Regions from separate parts of the Homo sapiens genome. Here region 1 is linked to region 2. A link is an interaction called in ENCODE POLR2A ChIA-PET data of the cell type or tissue named here. Cell type or tissue: CD4-positive, alpha-beta T cell. All regions are shown on one strand. Links, peaks and the distances in the headings refer to the core of each region. The heading gives the core; the rest is flanking DNA.

Region 1 (6,091 bases), core at 86-5,085, 57 kb before region 2:
TTCTTTCCTTTTTTTCTTCTTTCCTTTCTTCTGTCTCTTTTTTTCTCTTCCTTCCTTCTTTCCTTCCTTCCTTTCTTCTTTCTCTCTCTCACTCTTTTTTTTTTGATGGAGTTTCACTCTTGTCACCCAGGCTGGAGTGCAGTGGCATCATCTTGGCTCACTGCAACCTTCACCTCCTGAGTTCAAGCAATTCTCTTGCCTCAGTCTCCCAAGTAGCTGGGATTACAGGTGCGCGGCACCACGCCTGGCTAATGTTTGTATTTTTAGTAGAGACGGGGTTTCACCATGTTGGCCAGGCTGGTCTCGAACTCCTGACCTCAGGTGATCTGCCTGCCTTAGCCTCCCAAAGTGCTGGGATTACAGGCGTGAGCCACCGCACCCAGCCTCTTTTATTTATTTATTTATTTATTTATTTATTTATTTATGTTTTTGACACAGGGTCTCGCTCCGTCACCCAGGCTGGAGGGCAATGGTGCAATCACAGCTCACTGTAGCCTTGCCTTCCCAGATTTCAGCAATCCTCCCACCTCAGCCTCCCCAGCTACAGATGCGTGCCACCACACCTGGCTAATTATTTATTAATTTTTTTAGAGGCAGTGTCTTGCTATGTTGCCCAGGCTGGTCTTGGACTCCTGGGCTCAAGTGACCCTCCCACCTCAGCCTCCAAGTGCTGGGATTACAGGCCTGAGATTTGGAGGGGATGCGCCCCGACGTGTGCAGTGCACACTCATGACTGTGTGCATGGCAGTTGTGCTGGTGTGAATGCCGGCATAAGATGCTCAAGGGTTCTTCTTCCCTTGACCATCTTCAACTTTAGGTCCTGCGGAAAACCCACATGCAGCAAACTGTGCATTTAAGGAGCACATGGCTCTGAAGAATTGCAGAAACGGCTGGTTGTGCCAGCCTCCACAGCTTGCTCAGTTCCTGGATGTGCACATTTGTTCTTGGGATCGTTCTCTCTCTCTCCGTTCAGCAGTGATGCCTCTCCCGGAGAAATGGTTTTCACTGGTGTGATGAAATTTAATATATGTCAGCGTCTCATATTCACGCTGGCGATGCTGTCTCTGCTCCCCCGCCTCCCGCTCCTTCCCACACCATCACAAGCTGACTCCTCCCCCAACATGCCCTCCCAGGTGGCTGACAGCCCTTGGTTGTTAAAGCCTCTCTGTTCTCAGATTACTTGACATCTTAGCAGCACTTGACCCAGCCAACCAGGGTGTCTCTCTCAAAATGTGGTCCAGCCTGGCTTCTGAGGTGGCTTCCTCCTGGTCCGTGGCTGCTCCTCTCAGTCTCCCTTAAATGTGGGTGCTGGCCAGGTGCCGTGGCTCACGCCTGTAATCCCAGCACGTTAGGAGGCTGAGGCGGGTGGATCACAAGGTCAGGAGATCGAGACCATCCTGGCCAACATCGTGAAACCCTGTCTCTACTAAAAATACAAAAATTAGCTGGGCGTGGTGGCGGGTGCCTGTAGTCCCAGCTACTCAGAAGGCTGAACCAGGAGAATCGCTTGAACCTGGGAGACAGAGGTTTCAGTAAGCTGAGATCGCGCCACTGCACTCCAGCCTGGGCGACAGAGCGAGACTCTGTCTCAAAAAAAAAAAAAGTGGGTGCTCCTCTGGGCTTGGCCCTGGCCCCTTCTCTCCTCCTGTACATGTCCTCCCTGGGGTACAGTTTCTCAGGCACGGGTTAAGGCTGGCAAAGCAGGTAGGAAGCCAAGTCACCCTGGTCCTTCCAGGCTACTATAGGATCCTGGGCTTTATGCTAAGTGGTTAGCAGGGGCAGGTTTCGAAAGGAAGAGGAGGTGACATGATTAACTTGGCCTTTTTTTTTTTTTCTTTTTGAGACAGAGTTTTGCTCTTGTTGCCCAGGCTGGAGTGCAATGTGCGATCTCGGCTCACTGCAACCTCTGCCTCCTGAGTTCAAGTGATTCTCCTGCCTCAGCCTCCCGAGTAACTGGGATTACGGGTGCCCGCCACCACGCCCCGCTAATTTTTTTGTATTTTTAGTAGACATGGGGTTTCACCATGTTGGCCAGGCTGGTCTCGAACTCCTGACCTCAGGTGATCCACCTGCCTTGGCCTCCCAAAGTGCTGGGATTACAGGCGTGAGCCACCGCGCCCGGCCTAGTTTGGCATTTTGAAAAGATTGCTGTCTGCTGCTTTGGAGCATGGATCAGGGGCAGCAAGGGCAGAAATGGACAGAGCACTTGGGAAGTGACCGCAATGACCCAGGGGAGATGACAGGCCCAGTCCAGGGAGGTGGCCACAGAGATGGCTAACAGCAAAAGATCAGGGAGCTCCTGGAGCAATAAAATTGGGAGAATTGAGGACTGAGTTGGAAACGAGGAAGTGGAGGGGAAGGAAACAGCAAGGATGTCTGCTTGGTGCCCGACCCAGATGGATGGACGGTGTGCCGCTCACCAAGATCAGGAAGAAGGAGGAGGCCCAGGTTTGGGGTGAGAAGCACAGTGCGTGCTTCTGGCTTGCAGAGCCAACTGCTCGTGCCAGAGGCCGCTCAGAAAGCCTGAGCAGACGGAGCTTGGCACCTTCCCTCCAAAACAGCTCCTCCTGCTGGGTTCCTTTCTCAACGCGAGACACCCCCAACCAGGCAGGCTCTCAGCCCAGAAAAGGTCTGGGGAGGCCATGGCCAGAGCCCAGGTGCACAGACAAGGTGGGACTCACCACCCAGGGGGACACACAGACTCTGTCACTGGCCAGGGAGGAGGCAGGCAGTAGGCAGGGAGGTGCTGAAATGGCAGAGAGGCTGGCAAGAGATACGTTGGTGCTGGAATGGAGCTGCCTTCTCTGCTGCTTGTATGAGTCCCAACAGCAGCTCTGGTCAGATCCAGCATTTTCTCACTTTCACTAGGGCTGTAGCCCCAAAATAAATCTTTAGAAGTGGTGGCTGTGTAAATCAGCAGCATTTTGGAATTATATCTCTTGATGGATTTGATCGATAGCTAACTGCCTCCCCCACTAAACCCAGAGCTCCGTGACAGCAGGGAAGGCAAACTTCAAAAATATCAAAAAGCACAACCTTATTAAAAAGGAGAAACACCCCCAGTTCACCAGGAGCACCTTGGATTCAGCTGCTCCTGCCAAGGGTCTGAACTGCACGGGGGAATGGAGAGAAACAGGTCACGTGGGCCGGGGTCTCTGGGCCCGCTGTGGGGGTGTCAGTTTGCTCATAGGTGGAGACACTCGATGTGACATTAACAGCACCTTCAAGCCCAAGGACCCAGAGATTCTGACACAAGAACTGAGAACTGATTGCATTTCCGTGACTCAGCGACACCCTCCTACCTGGGCATGAACCCAGCCCTAGCCAAAGATCCAGAGACCCGACTCCCATCTATTTCCTTTTCCTCTCTCCCTCCCCGTCACCAATTCTACTGGTCAGATGTCCCTGGGATGCACCTGTCCTCCCCAGCCCCTCCGTTCCCATCGGAGTTCAGGCCTCATCATCTCCTGCCTGGACCATTAGCCTCTTAACTGGCCCCTCCGCTTCCAGGCTCCCTTCCATATATCCGGGTTCCACCCCGGGGGCCATTCTAAAAGGCAGATCAGGCCCATCCCAGTCTGGCCAGCGGCTCCACATTCACTCAGACTCACATCCTGGACCCATGGTCGGGCATTAGAGACCTGCCACGATTCAACATTCCACGGCCTTTCCAGCTTAGGTCCTCATCTCACACTCCCTCTCCTCTGAGCTCCCCCTGGGAGACTTACAGACACCCCGACGCTTGGCAAGGCCATAGGATGTTTTTGTTTGGTTTGGTTTGGTTTTTCTGAGACAGTCTCACTCTGTCACCCAGGCTGGAGTGCAGTGGCACGATCTTGGCTCACTGCAACCTCCGAAGGCCATAGGATGTTTGGGTCATTCCCTGGGGAGTCCTGTCAGGCCAGGAACGAGGGGACCCTGGGAACAAGGTGCTGAGTGGCATCAGGGTCTCTGCCTGCAGGCGGGGGATGTGTCTGGGTCGTGGTTGATGGGAAGAACCTGACCATAGATTCCCCATGCAGAGCTGACGATTAGCAATTAACTGGGAGGAATCTCAGGGGTGAGGTTAATTGGGGGACAGAGGGAGGGCAGCTAGGGTTCCAGGGACTTTGCCCTTGACCCAAGAGTATAAAGAGGAGGGTCTCAGTTCTCCTCAGGGTCCTGGAGGCTTCATTGAGCTGCTGAGCAGAAGCTGAAACACAGAATTCTAAGGTGAGCCCAGGACCCTCACATCCCAACCCCACCCCCAGCTCTGAGTAGGAAACAGCCCAGCACCCCAGCCCCTTCATCTGTGTCCTATCTGCGCCCACCCCCACCGCGCCCCATATAACATGTCAGTCCAGCCAATCGCGGTGGCTCCCACCTGTAATCCCAGCACTTTGGGAAGCCGAGTGGGCGGATCACCTGAGGTCGAGTTTGCACTAAAAATACAAAAAATTAGCCAGGTGTGGTGGCAGGCACCTGTAATCCCAGCTACTTGGGAGGCTGAGGCAGGAGAATCGCTTGAACCCACGAGGCAGAGGTTGCAGTGAGCCAAGATTGTGCCACTGCACTCCAGCCTGGGCGGTAAGAGTGAAACTCCATCTCAAAAAAAAAAAAAAAAAGGACTCCTGCTCCTTCAGGACTTGAATTCAACTCTTCACACCCCTACAACAGCCAAGGACGCTGGGACAATGCGGGGAGTGCTGAGGCAGATCAGGGCACTCCACCCCAATAGCCAAGACTCCTGGGGCAGTGCGGGGACAAGGGGGGGCTGAGGCAAGCCTGTCAGTGTTTGTTCATTGCCCCTTGAGGGGGTGGATGGGGAAAGGAATTCATTGTGAGGGGAACCCAGGAACTCGGGATCCGGCCCAGGGGATCTCCGTGTGTGCCCAGCTGACCCCATGAGAAGGCAGGTGTCTGCAGCTCCTCCTTGCTCTCCAGGTGGGCAAAACTGAAGCCCGGCCCAGCCCCAGCCCACACCTGCAGCCACTGCCAACACCACGTATTCCCTGGCCCCCTCCAGCCCCAAACAGGCTGGGCGTCCTCAGTTCTCAGTGTCTTTTATCAATGCTATATCCAAGCCTCTGGTTCGGAGCCTGGGCTAGAGCTCAATAATACTCATTGAATGAGTGAATGGTGAATGAATGATCACCTCACCACCACCACACACACCCCTCCGAGACTCACATGCAGGTGCCCAGCACAGATGTGCACATGTGAGTCTGCATGTGAGTCTCGGAGGGCTGTGGTGGTGATGATGGAGGGTGTGGTTTGCTGGGTGTGTGTTTGTGCGTGTGAGTCTCGGAGGGGTGTGTGTGTGTGGTGAGGATGGAGGGTGTGCTTTGCTAGGTGTGTATTTGGAATCATGCGCCATGGGGGTTTGTGCAGGTGAGGGTGTGTGGGCATGAGTGTCCCGGACACAGCTATTGTCATTCAGCGTTGCTGAGACCCACTGACCTGCAGACCTCATAGTGGGTGCCCAGGATGTTGTCCTACGGAGAGAGGCTGGGGTCCCCTGCTGTCTCCCCACTCCCAGTCCGTGGGGGGCATGTGATGCGAGGGACGGCCTTTGCCTACGTGCCCAGCCCTCAGGGTAAGTGCTGCTCCCACACCCTGGACCCTGGTTGCCCACGGTTGCCCACATCCCGGATGAGGCCACTTCCCCCGCCTGTTCCTCCCCGCCTCCCCACTTTGGGGCCCTGGGGCTCCTGACCAGGCTCCCTCCCTAGTCCTACACAGGATCCCGGGGACCTCTGCCTATGCCTTCCCCAGCCTGGGCCCTGTGGCCCTTGCTGAGCACACCTGCCCCTGTGGGGAGGTCCTGGAGCGCCATGAACCACTGCCTGCCAAGCTGGCCCTGGAGGAGGAGCAGAAGCCAGGTGGGCCTGGGCTGGGGGTGGCAGAGGCGGCAGCAGTCCCTGCCCTGGCCTCTGCCCACTATGCTCATGGCTTCCCCCATCCAGAGTCCAGGCTGGTCCCCAAGCTGCGCCAGGCTGGCGCCATGCTGCTCAAGGTGCCACTGATGCTCACCTTCCTCTACCTCTTCGTCTGCTCCCTGGACATGCTCAGCTCGGCCTTCCAGCTGGCTGGAGGTAGGGCCCGGGTGGAG
Region 2 (16,664 bases), core at 4,899-9,898:
ACCAGCCCGAGTTGCCTGACCCCTCTCCCCTGGAAGTGGGCAGCCATCCAAGGGAGCCCCTGCACTGACCTGTCTGGGGCTTGTTCCCAGGGTCCTGACCTCATCCCTGAGGTCCCCCGGCAGCTGGTGACGAACTGCACCCAGCGGCTGGAGCAGGGTCCCTGCAAAGACCTTTTCCAGGAACTCACCCGGTAAGCCTGTCCCTGCCCACAAGCCTGGAATTATGCCCAGCGGAGGGGGCTTCTGGGGGCCAGGAAGACTGTGAACAGCTCGGTGGCTGGTGAGGGAGCTCAGCTGCCCAGCCCTGGCCTTGCCCCTGCTGTGTGACCTGAGCAGGCTGCCTCCCCTCTCAGTAGCACCCACAGCTTCAGCACAGGCTGTGTGTCTCCCCGCTCAGGGGTTAGCAGGAGGACTGGCCGACGACGATACCTGTGGGCTAAGCCTGTACAGAACGGGAGGCCTGGCCCAGCAAGCCAAGAGCCTGAGGTGTCAGGGGCTGGCGGGTGAGCTGGGCCTGCCTTTCCTCAACAGGCTGACCCACGAGTACCTGAGCGTGGCCCCTTTTGCCGACTACCTCGACAGCATCTACTTCAACCGTTTCCTGCAGTGGAAGTGGCTGGAAAGGTGAGCTCCCTGAAGGCTGGGCCGGGACAGGCCAGGTCGCCGGGGTTCTTCATAGGCCTTGGGCTCTCCTGCTCAGCCAGCGTTTGCTTCCCCACCCCTTGCCACAGGCAGCCAGTGACCAAAAACACCTTCAGGCAATACCGAGTCCTGGGCAAAGGTGGCTTTGGGGAGGTGAGTGGCCAGGCCAGAGCCCCTGGGAGAGTGAATAGGGTGGGTGTGTTGGGACCTGGACCACCCCCTGGATGCCCAGCAATGGCACAGCTGGCCCCCATTCGCCCCTGTCTGTCTGGCCACAGGTGTGCGCCTGCCAGGTGCGGGCCACAGGTAAGATGTATGCCTGCAAGAAGCTAGAGAAAAAGCGGATCAAGAAGCGGAAAGGGGAGGCCATGGCGCTGAACGAGAAGCAGATCCTGGAGAAAGTGAACAGTAGGTTTGTAGTAAGTACAGAAGGAGACTCTCCCTTCCCCTTGGCCACACTGGCGCACCGACCGTCCCCACCCCCCAGGCCCCACCCTCCCATGTGGGATGCCAGGAAGGGCGGGTTTGGGGTGTTGACACCAGGCTTGGGGAGCAGGCTGGGCCCAAGGAGTGGCACCGAGAAGGCTTTTTTGGGCAGCCCTGCCGCCAAGCGCCCCGCAGCTCCTGCCTGAGGGCTCGGGTCCCCTCGGCCACAGGTGAGCTTGGCCTACGCCTATGAGACCAAGGACGCGCTGTGCCTGGTGCTGACACTGATGAACGGGGGCGACCTCAAGTTCCACATCTACCACATGGGCCAGGCTGGCTTCCCCGAAGCGCGGGCCGTCTTCTACGCCGCCGAGATCTGCTGTGGCCTGGAGGACCTGCACCGGGAGCGCATCGTGTACAGGTGGGGAGGGCTCGGCCACCCCAGGGGCTTAGTCCTTCCCTGCCAGCGACTGCAGCTGGGCCTGGACGGGGGTGGCCAAGGCTGCCGATCAGGCCAGACTACAGAAGGACATTGGTTTGGGGGCTGTGGCACCGGCTTAACTCACACGCCAGGCCAACCTGAGTAGCCCAGACCTAGGCTTTGGGCTCTGCTGGACCCACGGGGTATCCTGACTTTGTCACCCCTCCACCCCCCACCGTGTGACCTTGGGCCAGGAGCTCCCTGCTCCCAACACTGCTTCCTTTTCTAGGAAGCAGAGACTATAATTCCTACTTCCCAGGTTGTTAGAAGTAGGCCCAACTTCCTACTGGAGGGGCCCAGTGAGCTAAGTACAGAGTGCCTGGCACATGGGGCTGGGTAAGAGAGAACCCTGGCTCTGATTGTTGCCGACTTCCTGTGAACCTCACAACAGCCTAGTCAGGGGACGGATGAGTAGTCCCATTTGATAGAGAGGAAAGGCAGAGTCAGTCACCAAGGGGTGGAGACTCCTTGGTCTCCACTGGGGAGGCCCCTCCGGGGTGGAGCTGTCTTCCACTCATCTAGAGAGTCCTGGGAGTCCTGGCTCTAGATCCTTCCTCTGCTCCCTTGAGTCCGGGCTGTTGCCAGGGAGAGCAGGGCTGTCTGTCGCCCTGGCAGCAAATGAGTCTCGCACCTTGCTCCACACCTGGCCCCCGGAGGCGAGTGAGCTGGGGGGGCTGGCCCCTTCTGACTCCCTGGCAAACTGAGCAGCATCTGACCCTGCTCTTCTCTCTGCACAGGGACCTGAAGCCCGAGAACATCTTGCTGGATGACCACGGTGTGTAAGGGTGCCTGGGGTGGGTCAGGGTGGGGTGAGATGCAGAGGCCTGGCCTGTTAACGGGTCCACCTGTTTCTCCACCCACACTCAGGCCACATCCGCATCTCTGACCTGGGACTAGCTGTGCATGTGCCCGAGGGCCAGACCATCAAAGGGCGTGTGGGCACCGTGGGTTACATGGGTGAGTCTTCTCTGCCCGGCCCACTAGCCTCCTGGGTTCCCTCACTATCCACCCACCCAGCCACACCCACTTCTGTCTGGGAGTCTTCTCTCAAAAGGGGCCTCAGTAGAAAGGGCCCATGCCGATGCTCCTCTTCTAGAGGTTAGGAGACCAAGACTCAGCCGGGGCCGCACACAGTTGTGAAGCCATGTCGTTCATTTGCTGAATACTTATTAAACCCTGCTATGGCTGAGCCTGCAGGTGGCTACCGGGGGATGGAGGAGAGAGACCCAAACCTGTTTCCGTGGCCCCAGTCCCTGCCCTCCCTGTGCCCATCTGTGAGGGAGGCCAGTGGAGGGGCCAACATGAGGCCCCACATTCCACCTGGAGACCGAGAGACGCAGGAGGCAGAGTCCTGGCTCTGCAGGCTCCGCCTCTTGCCGGTTGCGTGGCCTTGAACCAGACACTCCGCTGCTCCCGGCCTCACTCTGCTCCACTGGAAAACACTCATCATACCTGCCTCCCAGGGCTGCCTGGAAGATGAAAAGGGAGAGTTCAGGGAAAACTCCCCACAGGGCTGCCCTGGCAGGTAGGAGGTATTCAGAAAATAGGAGTTTCCTTCTTCTCGCTGATATTAAATCCAGAAGTTGCAAAATGGTAGCCACATGGGCCCAATTTGGCCTACATTTGTGTTTAAGTCAAACTGTTTTTAGTAAGCCAGATGGTTTCACATACAAAATACAGATTTCTGACTTCTTGTGTAAAATCTGAAGACCCGGGGACCCTGGGCGCGGCCTCCTGCAGGGCCGTATTCACCCCGCTTGATGGGGCCTGTGCTCTCCTACTGGCCAAGGTCCCCCCTGGCCAGCGGGTGTGAGTGTATCCCAGACCTAACGTGCACTGGCGTTCCTGGGGCCTGAGGGTCCACTGCCCGCCTCCTGCCCAGCCCTAACTCCCATGCCGCCCGCCCAGCTCCGGAGGTGGTGAAGAATGAACGGTACACGTTCAGCCCTGACTGGTGGGCGCTCGGCTGCCTCCTGTACGAGATGATCGCAGGCCAGTCGCCCTTCCAGCAGAGGAAGAAGAAGATCAAGCGGGAGGAGGTGGAGCGGCTGGTGAAGGAGGTCCCCGAGGAGTATTCCGAGCGCTTTTCCCCGCAGGCCCGCTCACTTTGCTCACAGGTACGGCAGCTCACAGAAGCCTGGCCAGCCAGGGCTGGGGTGGATGCACCTTTCCCTCCCTCCCACCCACTCACCTGCCTGGCCTGCCTGGCCGACTCACCCCTGCCACAGCTCCTCTGCAAGGACCCTGCCGAACGCCTGGGGTGTCGTGGGGGCAGTGCCCGCGAGGTGAAGGAGCACCCCCTCTTTAAGAAGCTGAACTTCAAGCGGCTGGGAGCTGGCATGCTGGAGCCGCCGTTCAAGCCTGACGTGAGTGCAGCCCACTCCTGCTGAGGGCGGGGCCCAGCCAGGGCTGGGGCTCAGGGGCTCTTGTAGTATCAGCCAGGATGCTTCCAGTGCAAGTGGCAGAAAAAACAATCTAGTGGCTTAGCCACAGAAATAAAGATAATTCACAAAAAGGAAAAGCCCCAGGATGGGTCTGGCTTGTGGCATGCCTGGATGGGGCTTGGAGCCTCTGACAATGTCCTAGGAACTCTCTCTCCTTCCCCTCACTGTACCGTTGAGTGTGTAGTCTTCATATTGGGGTAGCTCTCCCCATGGTGCGGCAGCAGTGGGCCCCAGCAGCTCAGCCACCACAGTAGACAGAGAGCTTCTCTTCTCTTTTCTCTTCTCCTCTCCTCTCCTTCCTTCCTTCGTTCTTTTTTCCCTTCTTTTTTCCTTTCTTTCCTTTCTTCCTTTTCTTTTCTTTTTGGAGACAGGGTCTTGCTCTGTCCCCGAGGCTGGAGTGCAGTGGTGAGATCTTGGCTCCCTGCAACCTCTGCCTCCCAGGTTCAAGCGATTCTCCTGCCTCAGCCTCCTGAGTAGCTGGGATTACAGGCGCCCACCACCATGCCCGGCTAATTTTTGTATTTTTAGTAGAGATGAGGTTTCACCATGTTGGCCAGGCTGGTCTTGAAATCCTGACCTCAGGTGATCCTCTTGCCTCGGCCTCCCAAAGTGCTGGGATTACAGGAGTGAGCCATCGCGCCTGCCCTTGCCCAATAATTTCAAAAGAAATCCTCATGGGGGAAAAGAAGTCCCAAAGCTGATGCCCATTGCCTCTCATTGCTCAGAGGCCCCTCACTGGCCACACCCAGATCATACACCCACCCGAACCTGCACCAATGGGGGAGCTCAGTTCCCCAGAGGAAAACTACAATGCAATTGCCAGCAGTGGGAGGGGCTGTTGGGCTGGCCATCCTTCTGTGGGTGGTCACTTTTCCTTATGGAGTCTCACCTGTTAACTGAGCATCTCAGTGGGCCAGGCACCCAGCAGGCAAGAGTATCCTCTAGTTGTCAGAGTCCGGGTGGCAGAAAACCAACCTAAACTCACTTAAGCTCACCGTGGAGTGTATTGGTTCATTTGGCCAGAAAGTCCCAAAGTAGGGCCAGCTCCAGGGTTTCCTGCTGTGTGCCACGATTCTCCAGCTCTTGCCTGGCCTTCAACCTGTTGACTCTTTCCCTCCCCCTGAATTAGGCTTCTCTGTGTGACAGTCATAGGGAAGGTTCTGATTGGCTAAGATGAGGTCATGTGCTTTCCCCTTCCCATGTCTATGAGGACTGGTCCTGTAATTAACGGTTCACCAGGAACACTGGAGAGGCCCGAAGGATGGGCAGGGCAGGCCAGGTTGATAGCTGTCAATGACACACACGTTTATTGATTCAGCAAATAGCTGAGTGCCCATTTATGCCAGACCCTGGAGATAATGAGGCCCACTGGAGCCAGTCCTGCCCTTACATTCTAGTGGGAGACACACCCAAACAAACCCGTAAGCCAGAAGGAATTCCAGGTAATGTTAAGTGTGACAAAGAAAACTAAAGCAAGCGGCTGGGTGCGGTGGCTCACGCTGTAATCCCAGCACTTTGGGAGGCTGAGGCAGGCGGATCACCTGAGGTTGGGAGTTCGAAGACCAGCCTGACCAACATGGAGAAACCCCATCTCTACTAAAAATACAAAATTAGCTGGGCATGGTGGCGCATGCCTGTAATCCCAGCTACTCGGCAGACTGAGGCAGGAGAATCGCTTGAACCCAAGAGGAGGAGGTTGCGGTGAGTTGAGATCGCGCATTGCACTCCAGCCTGGGCAACAAGAGTGAAACTTCATCTCAAAAAAAAAAGAAAACTAAAGCAAGCTACGAAGATGGCAGAGAATGATGGTGGGGGGAGCGCTTTTAGACACCGTGGTCTCTGGGGAGGTGATGCTGGTGCAGAAATGTAAAATATGTGAAGCGGAGAGCCATGCCAAGGTTTGGGGTGTGAGCATTCCAGGCAGAAGAAACAGCCGGGTATTGCAGTCCTGAGGCAGGGGCCAGCCCTGTGAGGTGGAGCAGCCGCGAGGACACCTGTGTGGCTGAGTGAGCCCGTGCAGGCAAAGAGGAGTGCCGGCAGGTTCTCAGCAAGATGGGACCGCTGGGGGACCCTGGGCAGGAATGTGAGGTGTGGGGAGTGGGCCATAGTGGGTGTGAGTGGAAGTGGGGAGGCCAGTGAGGGGGCTACTGCCCTGAGTGACTGCCTCACATGGGCCTCACTGGAACCGCTGGCCAGGCTGGTCTCGAACTCCTGACCTCAAGTAATCTGCTCGCCTTGGCCTCCATACCTCTTGGTCTATACCTAGAAGTAGAATTACCAGGTCATATGGTAACTATGTTTAACCTTTTGGGGAACTGCCAGACTGTTTTCCAAAGCAAAGGTGGGCCCTGTCAGAGGCACTTACTTGAACTAAGAGAGCCTGACTTTCATCAGCTCGCCCCTGAGGCTGGCACTGCCACTCAGTCTGTTCTGTTTCCTGTGTACATCATCTCATTTAACCTTGAAATAACTACACTGCCTCTGGATCTTCCATTCAAAGTCGGAGATAAAATCAGTGCCCTGGAGTTTAACTTTGTGGAAGCAGTAGATGAAAAAGCAAGCTTGATGATATTTTTTTAACAGCTCTATTGAGTTTAATTTATATGATTTATATACCATACAATTCACCCATTTAAAGTGTACAATTCGGCTGGGCGTGGTGGCTCATGCCTGTAATCCCAGCACTTTGGGAGGCCAAGGTGAGTGGATCACCTGAGGTCAGGAGTTCAAGACCAGCCTGGCCAACAAGGTGAAACCCCCGTCTCTACTAAAAATACAAAAATTAGCTGGACGTGGTGGCGCATGCCGGTAATCTCACCTACTTGGGAGGCTGAGGCAGGAGAATCGCTTGAACCTAGGAGGCGGAGGTTGCAGTGAGCTGAGATCACACCATTGCACTCCAGGCTGGGCAACAAGAGCAAAACTCCCATCTCAAAAAAAAAAAAAAAAAGTGCAATTCATTGGCTTTTTAATTATGCAGTCAGCACCACGATAAATTCTTGAGTGTGTTCATTACCTGCCCCACTCTGCAAAAAAAAAAAAAACCCATACCCTTAGCAGCCATTCCCCATGCTTCCCTCCCGCTGCTCCTAGCAATCACCAGTCTACTCTGTGTCTCTCTCTGTTTGCCTACTCTGGACATGTCATAGCTATGGCATCACATAGTATGTGATCCTCTGTGCCTGGCTTCTTTCACTTAGCATAGTATCTTCAAGGTTCATCCATGTTGTAGCATAGATCAGTGCTTCATACCTTTTTAAGGCTGAATAATATTCCATTGCATGGATAGACCACATTTTCCTTACCTGTTCGTCAGTTGGTAGACATTAAGATTGTTCCCACTTTTTGGCTGTTATTGCTGCTGTGAACATTCCTGTACAAGTTTTTGTGTGTGCAGATGCCGCCATTTCTCTTGGTCTATACCTAGGAGTAGAATTACTAGGTCATATGGTAATGATGTTTAAGCTTTTGGGGAACTGCCAGACTGTTTTCCAAAGCAGCTGTACCATTTTACATGACAATGATTTTAATTGACATCTTAATTGAAGGATTTAGAAAACAATGTTAAGATAAAAAAAGAAGGTGGCCGCCTGGAGCTGAGGTGGGCTCCCAGTGTGGGTCTGGGGAGGTGGAGCAGTGGGAGACCGTGCCAGTCCTCTGATTGGCTGGGAGAGAAGACGGCAAGTCCCAGGTCATCGCAGGGCGGGGAGCCAGGGAGTCACCAGCTCCAGGCTCTGCGTGGTGGTGCCCAGCGGAGGGGCCGGCTGAGATTCAGCCTGTACTCCCCGCCCCAACTGCATACCCAGGAAGCTGTGGGCAGGCGAAGGAGGTGCCTGGCATTGGCCTTTACACAGCCTCACAGTCATTGAGCAGTGAGGAATAACGTACGCAGTTCACAGAGGGGAAAACCAGGCTTCGGAGAGAAGGGCCTGCCCCACTTAGGAAGTGCGTGGGGCACCTGGTTTCTCCAAATCAGAGAGCTGCTGGTGTCAGGCAGCACTAGGCCAAGACCCGAGGCAGAATCAGGGCTGAGCTGCCTTCGCGTGTGCGTGTGTGTGTTTCCTATCTGACCGTTGCCTCTGTCCCACCAGCCCCAGGCCATTTACTGCAAGGATGTTCTGGACATTGAACAGTTCTCTACGGTCAAGGGCGTGGAGCTGGAGCCTACCGACCAGGACTTCTACCAGAAGTTTGCCACAGGCAGTGTGCCCATCCCCTGGCAGAACGAGGTGGGGGCCTGCCCTGCTGGTGGGGTGGGCTCCAGGAGGCTGCCCTGGGGACAGCTGTCACAGCCGCCTGCTCCTCAGCAGATGGTGGAGACCGAGTGCTTCCAAGAGCTGAATGTCTTTGGGCTGGATGGCTCAGTTCCCCCAGACCTGGACTGGAAGGGCCAGCCACCTGCACCTCCTAAAAAGGGACTGCTGCAGAGACTCTTCAGTCGCCAAGTAAGCCCCAGCAGCGGCCTACCTGGGCCCCTAACCTGGCTCCAGGGGACGGTGGGTGGGAGGCAGAGCCGGTGCCCGCATGCGCTGGGAGTGGGCGTCCTCCAGTCCTGTTGTGGTGCCCAGGGTCTCTGGCCTCATTCCCGCCTGTCCCCCACCCCTGGCTGGGCTCATGGCCTCTTTTCTCTTTCCAGAGGTGAGCAGTGTGGGCTCCCCGTGGGTTGGCCTTGCTGCCTGGCCTCGGGGAGCCACGGGCAGCCCTTCCATGGCAAAGGCAAGATGTGGGAGAAAGAAGTCTGGTGCCCGCCCCACTCCCCCTGCCCACTGCTTTGATCCCCTGCACCCTGGCCCCTTCGAGCTGCCAGCTTTGCTTCGCTTGTCTCCCCGTGCCCTGTCTCTGCCAGCCCCAGGGGAGAGGGCTGGGCAGAGGCCTTGCCCTGGCAGACCGTGGGATCTACCCAGCCCCCTTACTTCAGTCTGTTGCCGGCAGCCTCTGCAATGACGCCCACCCACGTGTGGCCTGAGCTGCTGCTCCAGGCTCCTTGTGGAGAGGCCCCTCCCCAGAGTGCACCCCTCAGGCAGCTCCTGGCCTGCCCTGGCAGGGTCGGCCCCATGTGACGTCCCTCGTGGTTAATGGCACCTGCTCTGCCTCTCTCCCTCCCTCCGTGTCTTCCCCGTCCCTCCAGGATTGCTGTGGAAACTGCAGCGACAGCGAGGAAGAGCTCCCCACCCGCCTCTAGCCCCCAGCCCGAGGCCCCCACCAGCAGTTGGCGGTAGCAGCTACTCCGAGCGCCGTTTACAGTTTTGCACAGTGATCTTCCCCATTGTCCACTCAAGTCGTGGCCTGGGGAACACAGACGGAGCTGTCCCCAGTGTCCTCCGTCCCTCAGCCCCTGGCCTGGCTGAGTTTGGCAGGGCCTGGGCCATCCCTGGGACAAAGGTGCGTCCCTTCAGCTCTTCTCCGTGGAGCTCGGGGCTTTCTGTATTTATGTATTTGTACGAATGTATATAGCGACCAGAGCATTCTTAATTCCCGCCGCAGACCTGGCGCCCCCGCCTTGGCTCCTGGGGGCAGCCAGCCCTGGCTGGGAGAGCGGGAGCTGGCAGAGGAGCCACTGCCAAACTCAAGGCTCCTCTGGCCCAGCTTGGATGGCTGAGGGTGGTCACACCCCTGAGCCTTCAGCACTGTGCTGGCCACCCCGGCCTCTGAGTAAGACTCGTGCCTCCCCCTGCTGCCCTGGGCTCAGGCTGCTACCCTCTGGGGCCCAAAGCTGTCCCTTCTCAGTGCTTGTCAGCGCTGGGTCTGGGGCCTCTGTATGCCCTAGGCCTGTGCCAAAGTGGCCAGAGATTGGGCTGCCTGTGATACCCATCAGCCCACTGCCCCGGCCGGCCCAGATAGGTCTGCCTCTGCCTTCCAGCTCCCACAGCCTGGTCCCTGATACTGGGCTCTGTCCTGCAGACACCTCTTTCAGAAACGCCCAAGCCCAGCCCCTAGGAGGGGGTGGGGCATCCCTGGTCAACCCTCAAACATTCCGGACTCCCCTCATAACAATAGACACATGTGCCCAGCAATAATCCGCCCCTTCCTGTGTGCGCCTGTGGGGTGCGTGCGCGCGCGTGTGTACCTGTGTGGGTGAAGGGGATAGGGCGAGGCTGTGCCTGTGCCCCAGGTCCCAGCCCTGGCCCTTCCCAGACTGTGATGGCCATCCTGGTCCCAGTGTTAGGGTAGCATGGGATTACAGGGCCCTGTTTTTTCCATATTTAAAGCCAATTTTTATTACTCGTTTTGTCCAACGTAAGCTGCCACATGTCTCTGTGTGAATAGTCCGAGCACAAACCTGGCTAGCCGCCCCTGCCTGCCTCTTTCTTGCTTCCGGTGCTCCAGGGGTCTTCCTGCTCCCCTGGCCCAGCTGGAAGCGGGAAGGGATTGGAGGTGGGCCTGGAGGGAAGCAGGGTGTGCCCTTCCGAGGCCCAGGAGCCCCCAGGGCTGACTCTGAACTAGCCTCTCCAGACAGCCAGGCTTTGGTAGCCTTTGGGCTCACCCAGTGGGTTTCCCAACTTCCTAAATGGGATGGGGCCTAAGGAAAGAAGCCTTGGGTACCCACTGGGATGTGGGTCTGTTTCTGACTGCTGGTAAGGCGGGCCCCGTTGGTGTCCTCCCCTCCAAGGCTAAGGTGGCCTGGCTGCCTAAATGTGGACGTAAGAGTAGGGTGGGAGCTGTGTAAGGAATGTCTGCCCCAGGCCTGCGTTACCTGGACGCCAGCCATGTACGGGCCCCGGGCTGAGGCACGTGCATCATATCCACCCCTCTGTTTTGCCCTTGACACATTATGGGCAAAGACCTAGACAGTGGGTGACGCTGGCAGATAGGCTGTGGCCAGTGTGGGAGAGTTCTCTGAAGACGGTGGTTGAGCCGGCCTCGAAGTGGACATTCACCTGGGAGGAAGGGGGACTGGGAGGCACTCAAGGGGAGCTTCCTGCCTGGGCTCTGGGGCTGAGAGCTTGTTGCCTACCAGTCTGTCCCAGATCTGGCAACCCCATCACTGCTCTATAGACTCCCAGTGTCCCCAGCTCCCTGAGAATGCCCCGTAAGCCCCATCAAGCTTGTTCCTGGCCTCTGGACTGGGCACCCAGTGCTGCAGGAGCCATGTGAGCTTTGTAGCTGACAGTTCCAGGTTCAAGCCCCAGCCTGGCCACTTTTCAAGTTGGCCCTGCACAGGCGCTTCCCTGATATGGAAAGGTAGGTGTAAGACCCATCACCTTTCTGGGCAGCTGTGAGAATCCACCAAAGCAGCCAGCCAGCCCCTTGAGTTCCCAAGCCACCGCAGGACTCCCACCTGCTGGGGAGTGGTGCTGAGTACCAAACTAACCACCTGGCTTAAGCACAGCCAGAAGGTGCCAAGCCAGCAGCCTGGCAGAAGGGGCCTTTTGTGGCCCCACTCATGACATGTGGAGTGCCTGCTGCTTCCCACCAACCTAAGGGAAGTAAGGGGAGTGGGGACCTGCTCAAGGTCTTCCAACTGGTTAAGTGGCCATTGCAGGGTGGGGAGGAAACCAGGTAATGATGGGAAAGCTGGATCCTACCCATGTATCATGAGAAAGGAGCCTGGGGTGGGTTTGCCCCTCTGCCCCAGGCTGTTATGAGGTGGGAGTGGGGGATTTTTAGGTAGGTGTTAGCATGTCATACCAAAGCCCAGCCCTGGGCAGGTATGCAAGAGAGCGCGTGCCAGGTGGATGTGCAGGACCCTGAGGCACTCTGCCTGCACCTGGATCAGGACACCCTGGCCAGCTCCCCCTTGGGCTAGGGAGGCATCCAGGGAACTTCTTGGCTAGGGTTAAACTCACCTTAAAGCTCTTAACACAGTGGGTCCTTGGCAGAGGGAACTCCCAGAATTCATTTCCCAAGAAGCTTCCCTGAGCTGTCCTCCATGCCCAGCTCTATGGTGGGAACTGGGACCCAGATGGAGACGAGGCCCCTGGCAGCTTGGAGCTCAGTCTGGTAGGGAGGCAGACGTGGGAACAGCGGGACCCAGTGTGATCAGCACTGTGGAAGAGAGGATTCTAGAGCTGACAGGGTTGGGGGTGGGGCAGCACCAAACAGGGAGGCCCCTTGACCCTGAAGGTGTCAGAATTGGTGCCCTCCAGGACACAGGGTCAGATGTACCCAAGTAGAGGAGCCAGATGGATGGTCTAGGGCTTTAGTGGTTTAGGATGGCTGAGCATGGGAGGCCAGGGGTGGAAGCAAGGAATGGCTGGAGCTGAAGTCAGTGAGACACAGCCAGCTTTGAAAGCTAGATTAAGGATCACAGGGTTAAGGCCCAGATGGGGCCTCATCTGGAAGGTAGGGGATTCCCTGAAGGGTTTTTACTGGTTGTGTTGGGGTGTTTGCTCCAGCATGTACAAAAGCACCCCCAGTCTCTGTCCATGTGGTTTAGACGGGGCTGGGCTTGCACCCCCTGCACACGCATACTCCACACACATACCTAGAGTGAGAGAGCCAGGTGGGAATGTTGCAAGTGACAGAACTGTCCTCCCGCTAACTTAGAAGGTGTTCCAAGGATATGGAGGAGCTTCGGGGTCTTAGTTGTGGGCTCCATTCTCATCAGGAGACACCCACCAGAACCAAGATGATAGAGCCATTTGGTTTTGCCTCTTTGAGCCCAGTTGCAAACTCAAGGAGTCTGAGTGGCCAGGCTGGATACCTGCCTGCTGTGCACTGTCAGGGAGCAGGGCACTTGGGTTCACAGTTTCACCAGGATGGCACCCGTGGGGCAGTGATTCCCCCATTGAAATCAGGGTGCCTGTATACAAAGAAAAGGGAGCGGGTACTGGGAGGCCATTCCCTTTGCATAAGGAGCACATATCCTCTCCCTTAACACACAGGCACTTAGATTGGTTCACTGATAGAGACTCAGCCCAAATGAGTCCAAAAAGAATCATTCATGGAGTTGTTTGCTTGTATTTTGCTCAAATGATGGGGAAGGAATTGGGGTTCCGTTTTCCTCCAGGGATAGATGGCAGGATATGAGCCTAGGGCTGTTGGGGTTGTCCTCGCTACTTCTTGGGGTGAGCTTGCCTGAGAGTGATGCAAACAGAAGCAGATACGTGCCTGACACCATTGCGGGAACACCTGGAAGCAACTGTGACCAAAGCTAGAATCTACCCTGGGACTTGCCAGTTGCATGAACCAGTCCCCTTTGAGCTCAAAGCTTTTTCTTTTCTTTCTCTTTTTCTTTCTTTTCTTTCTTTCCTTTCTTCTTTCTTTCTCTTTTATTTTTCTTTCTTTCTGTCCTTTCTCTTTCTTCTTTCTCTTTTTTTTTTTGAGACAGGGTCTCACCCCCTCCCTTAGGCTGGAGTGCGGTGGCGTGATCTCGGCTCACTGCAACCTCTGCCTCCCGGATTCAAGCGATTCTCCACAGGCGTGCAGATTTTTTTTTTTTTTTGGTAGAGACGGGGTACAGCTCAAACCTATTTGTTTGGGAGTTCTGTCACTTCAACCCCAAATGTTCCAGCTAATATGGTGGTGGAGGGGTTTTTGGCAAATCATCTTAAGTGCAGTAGAGAAGTTGGACGAAAAACAGCCCAGTTAAGAGGCCGATGGACAGCCAACTTCAGAGTGGCCTCTGCAAGCTTGGACCTCGGGGTAGACAGTGGGGCGCTCTCTAGGGGTCATCTGTTCCCTGCTGGGGTAGGGGGGAGGCATGTCCACGGAGGCCAGGGCTGTGGGTTCGGCACTAGGTCCTCCTCCCCGTGGCTTCCTAGTAGGCATGTGGTGGTGTACGCCTGCTGGGCACCTAGCGAGAGGGGTCGTGAGTTGGGAGGGAGCCACGTTGGGGTGCCTGCCTGCTCGGGGGCCCCTGCCCACTGCGTGTGCGCAGCGCCTGTCAGGATGTGACGGGGACCTGGACATGTGTGTGCTCTCCGAGCTGAGCTGTGTGCGCGTCCGGGTTCTCGACCTCAGCTGCCTGGCTGTGCATCCAGCGTGCACGACCGGTGTGGCCTGGGCTCCAGCCTGGAGTGTGGACCGGGTCGGCCGGCGTGTGCCTCCCCTGTGAGGGTGCCCTGGCGGGTGTGAGCCCGGCGGGCTGGAGAACCGGGTCTCGGCGCCGCAGGTGGGTGACCGTCCTCCCCCTCCTTCCCTCCGGGGGCAGCCTCCTCGCGGCGTGTGGCTGGGGGTGCGGGGCCCTCTGCCGGCTGCCGCGCGCGCGCACGCCGGGCTCAGCACCCGCCGTGTACGCGCCCGTGCGCGCGCCCCGCGCCTCCAGCCCAGCGCTCGGAGCCGCTTTCGCTGCCACTGTCTGCTCCCCCGGGCCGCCGCCGCCTCCCCCCGCAGGCCCGGGGCTCTGTCCGCTGGGCCCGCGCTGCTCGCCCCGAGCCAGGAGAACGAGCTCGAGGAGGATGCCTGGGCCCGTGAGTACCGCGGCGGCTGCGGGCCGGGCGGGCACGGAGCGCGGGCGGAAGATGGTCCCAGGACTGAGCCCTTCCCCGCGGGCGGCTCAGCGCCCTGGCCCCGGGTCGCCGCCCCGGTCCCCCGCCCGGGCCGCGAGCAGCCCCTCCCCCAGTCCACACCGGAGGGAGGGAGAGCGCCAGTGAGCGAGGGAGCCGGAACGGGGCGCGAGCCGCCACCAGTTCGCTTGGAAACGGTTGCCACAGCAACGGGGTTGCGCTCCCCGGCAACACGACTGCGGGGCGGCGACGCCCCCTCCCCCTCCCTCCCCCCTCCCCCGACGCGGGCCCACAGCCCGGGGGTGCAGGGGGAGAGGGGTGCGCGGCGGGGGCATGTCGCCCCTCTGGCCCGGCTGGGTGTGCCTGCCTCCACAGCCCGTCGAGGGTGGGGGTGGGGGCGAACGGCCGTGGGCACGAGCTGGCTCCCACGTGGCTGCAGTCGTCGCAGCAGGGCTCCTGGGGTGGCTGCAAACGTGGGGGCGGCCCAGCCCCTGGGCTTGTCACGGGAGGAGGAGGCATGGAGGCTGGCGCTGGGGTCTTTGCCCATAGACCCCCCACCCACCCACCCACCGCCGCCACCACCTAATCGCGCCGGCCCTGGACATGGCCTGAGCCGAGCTGGGTTCCCCAGGGGCGACGTTTCTTACCAGGGTAGAGGAGCGAAGCTTGCATCCCTCCTCCTCCTCACGGCCGAGGCACGTGCCAAACCGGGCATGGGCCCGCGGTGAGTCTCTGCTCCGTGTTCCTAGCCACCATTCTCCAGGGAGGGGTGGAAGCAGAGTGGGCAGGAGCAGAGGAAAGGATATTGCTGACCCAGGGAAGCTGAAGCCCAGGCCAAATGGGAGCGACCCAGCCCATTGTCTGGATCACAAGTGCCCCTTTCTTGTCTGAGCACAATGCCCCAACTGTACTGAGTAGCATGCAGGTTGGCCGGCAGGGAGGCACGCGCCACATGGAGGTGCCTGGTCCGCCAGGGGAGCTCCTCTGGGAGGAGAATGGCCTCTGACTCAGAGGAAATGACCTCTGGCTCCCCTCCCAACCTCCCCTCAGCGGGCATCATGCTGGAGAGAGAAATGGCCCTCCTGCCAGCTCTCCCAGGCCTGACTCAGCAGATGCCAGCCCCGACCGCGGGCTTCAGATCCAGGATCCCAGCGACCACAACCGTCCTTGGGTTTCCTTTCCCATCCGGGGAGGCATCCTAGAGGTGACTGGCATCTGGGGCATTGGAGGCCTTGGCATAAGATGCCCTTAGATGGGTGGTGCCCTGGAGGTCAGGCCTGAGTCTCCTGCAGGCAGGGGCGCCTGGGGAATTACTCACGGGTGCCTTTCATTCCCTTCCTGCTCTGTGAGACCTGTGTTGAGTGCTCTGCATCCATTATCTCCTAATTTTTTTTTACAACAGTTGCGCAAGGTAAGTTTATTATCCCCATTTTAGAGATGAAGACTCTAAAGGGAGGCTCAGGGAGGTGAGTGACTTGCCCAAGGTCACACTACCAGTAAGTGGCAGAGCTGAGTCTACACTGCAGGCTTCTCTGGGGGCAAAGCTCCTCTCTGCCTGCTAGCTAACTTCTCTTGTAACCCAGGAGAAGAACTGTAGAGCCTTCTTCCTTCACTTTCCTCCAGTGAGGACATTCCCTGTCTTTCGGGTCTTGGTACATTTTTCCTTCTTCCAGCTAAATCAGCCACATTCTTGCTCCCCCAGATGCATTATAGGATGGGGCCAGCTTTCTCCCTCCCTTCTTCACTTCCTCCCTCCCTCCATTTTCTCCGGTGAGACCAAGCAGCAAAGGGCTGCCTCAGTCCCCTGGGAAAACCCCAAGCCCTGGTCCTCGGCTCATGGGCTCCATGGCCTGCTCAGCTTGCAGTCTTGGCTGTGGGAGAGAAAATTTAGCAAAGATGGGTCCATGCACTGCTGCAGCCTGTGGGTGCTCAGTCTAGCTCCAGGCATTGGAAACCCACATGCTTCCAAGGATCAGGGGGGAAATGGAATGAGTGAGGCGGGCCAGGGAGCCGCTCAGCTCCAATCTTTGTCACTGTGTGAAATGTGGACTTGGTATGACCTGACTGTCCAATTTTCAAGATGAACCAGAAATCCAGACCTTTATATAAAATCTCCTGGATTTTTAAATGTTGGCAATTAATCAGAATGTTTTTAAAAATGGATTGTGAACATGGATTGTTTTTAAAACATGTCTGAGAACTGTGTCCAACCTAAGGGTCCTGTGTCTGAGACCTCTGGTCCGTGGGAAAGGGACCGCAGGTTTTGCTGGGCCGCCTCCAGGC

What was found. Peaks named below come from ENCODE experiments on the same cell type or tissue, not always from the same donor. Only the 100,000 strongest peaks of a DNase experiment are listed, where the experiment ranks them.
Region 1: POLR2A ChIA-PET joins it to region 2 with 6 read pairs; 30 of 35 experiments call an interaction of 5 or more read pairs at or near these places.

Annotation. Positions count from the first base shown.
Region 1 is chr5:177,380,276-177,386,366 of GRCh38, forward strand. SLC34A1 (solute carrier family 34 member 1) reads left to right here and starts at 4,159. Exons shown (of 13, transcript NM_003052.5): 1 at 4,159-4,212; 2 at 5,420-5,575; 3 at 5,712-5,861; 4 at 5,946-6,074. The coding sequence starts at 5,467. In CD4-positive, alpha-beta T cell, for the core only: no CTCF peak of the experiment used is centred there; a DNase peak (open chromatin) is centred at 2,536.
Region 2 is chr5:177,432,616-177,449,279 of GRCh38, forward strand. It overlaps GRK6 (G protein-coupled receptor kinase 6), which reads left to right. Exons shown (of 16, transcript NM_001004106.3): 5 at 91-191; 6 at 532-624; 7 at 732-795; 8 at 921-1,061; 9 at 1,299-1,489; 10 at 2,287-2,324; 11 at 2,417-2,506; 12 at 3,458-3,666; 13 at 3,778-3,915; 14 at 8,085-8,222; 15 at 8,304-8,438; 16 at 9,122-10,276. The coding sequence ends at 9,175. It overlaps PRR7-AS1 (PRR7 antisense RNA 1), which reads right to left and starts at 15,329. Exons shown (of 3, transcript NR_038916.1): 1 at 15,029-15,329; 2 at 7,299-7,416; 3 at 5,274-6,255. It overlaps PRR7 (proline rich 7, synaptic), which reads left to right and starts at 14,199. Exons shown (of 4, transcript NM_030567.5): 1 at 14,199-14,345. RefSeq lists enhancers at 8,023-8,719, 14,856-15,484, 16,522-16,664 and a silencer at 13,824-14,913. In CD4-positive, alpha-beta T cell, for the core only: no CTCF peak of the experiment used is centred there; a DNase peak (open chromatin) is centred at 7,886; H3K27ac peaks cover 2,259 bases.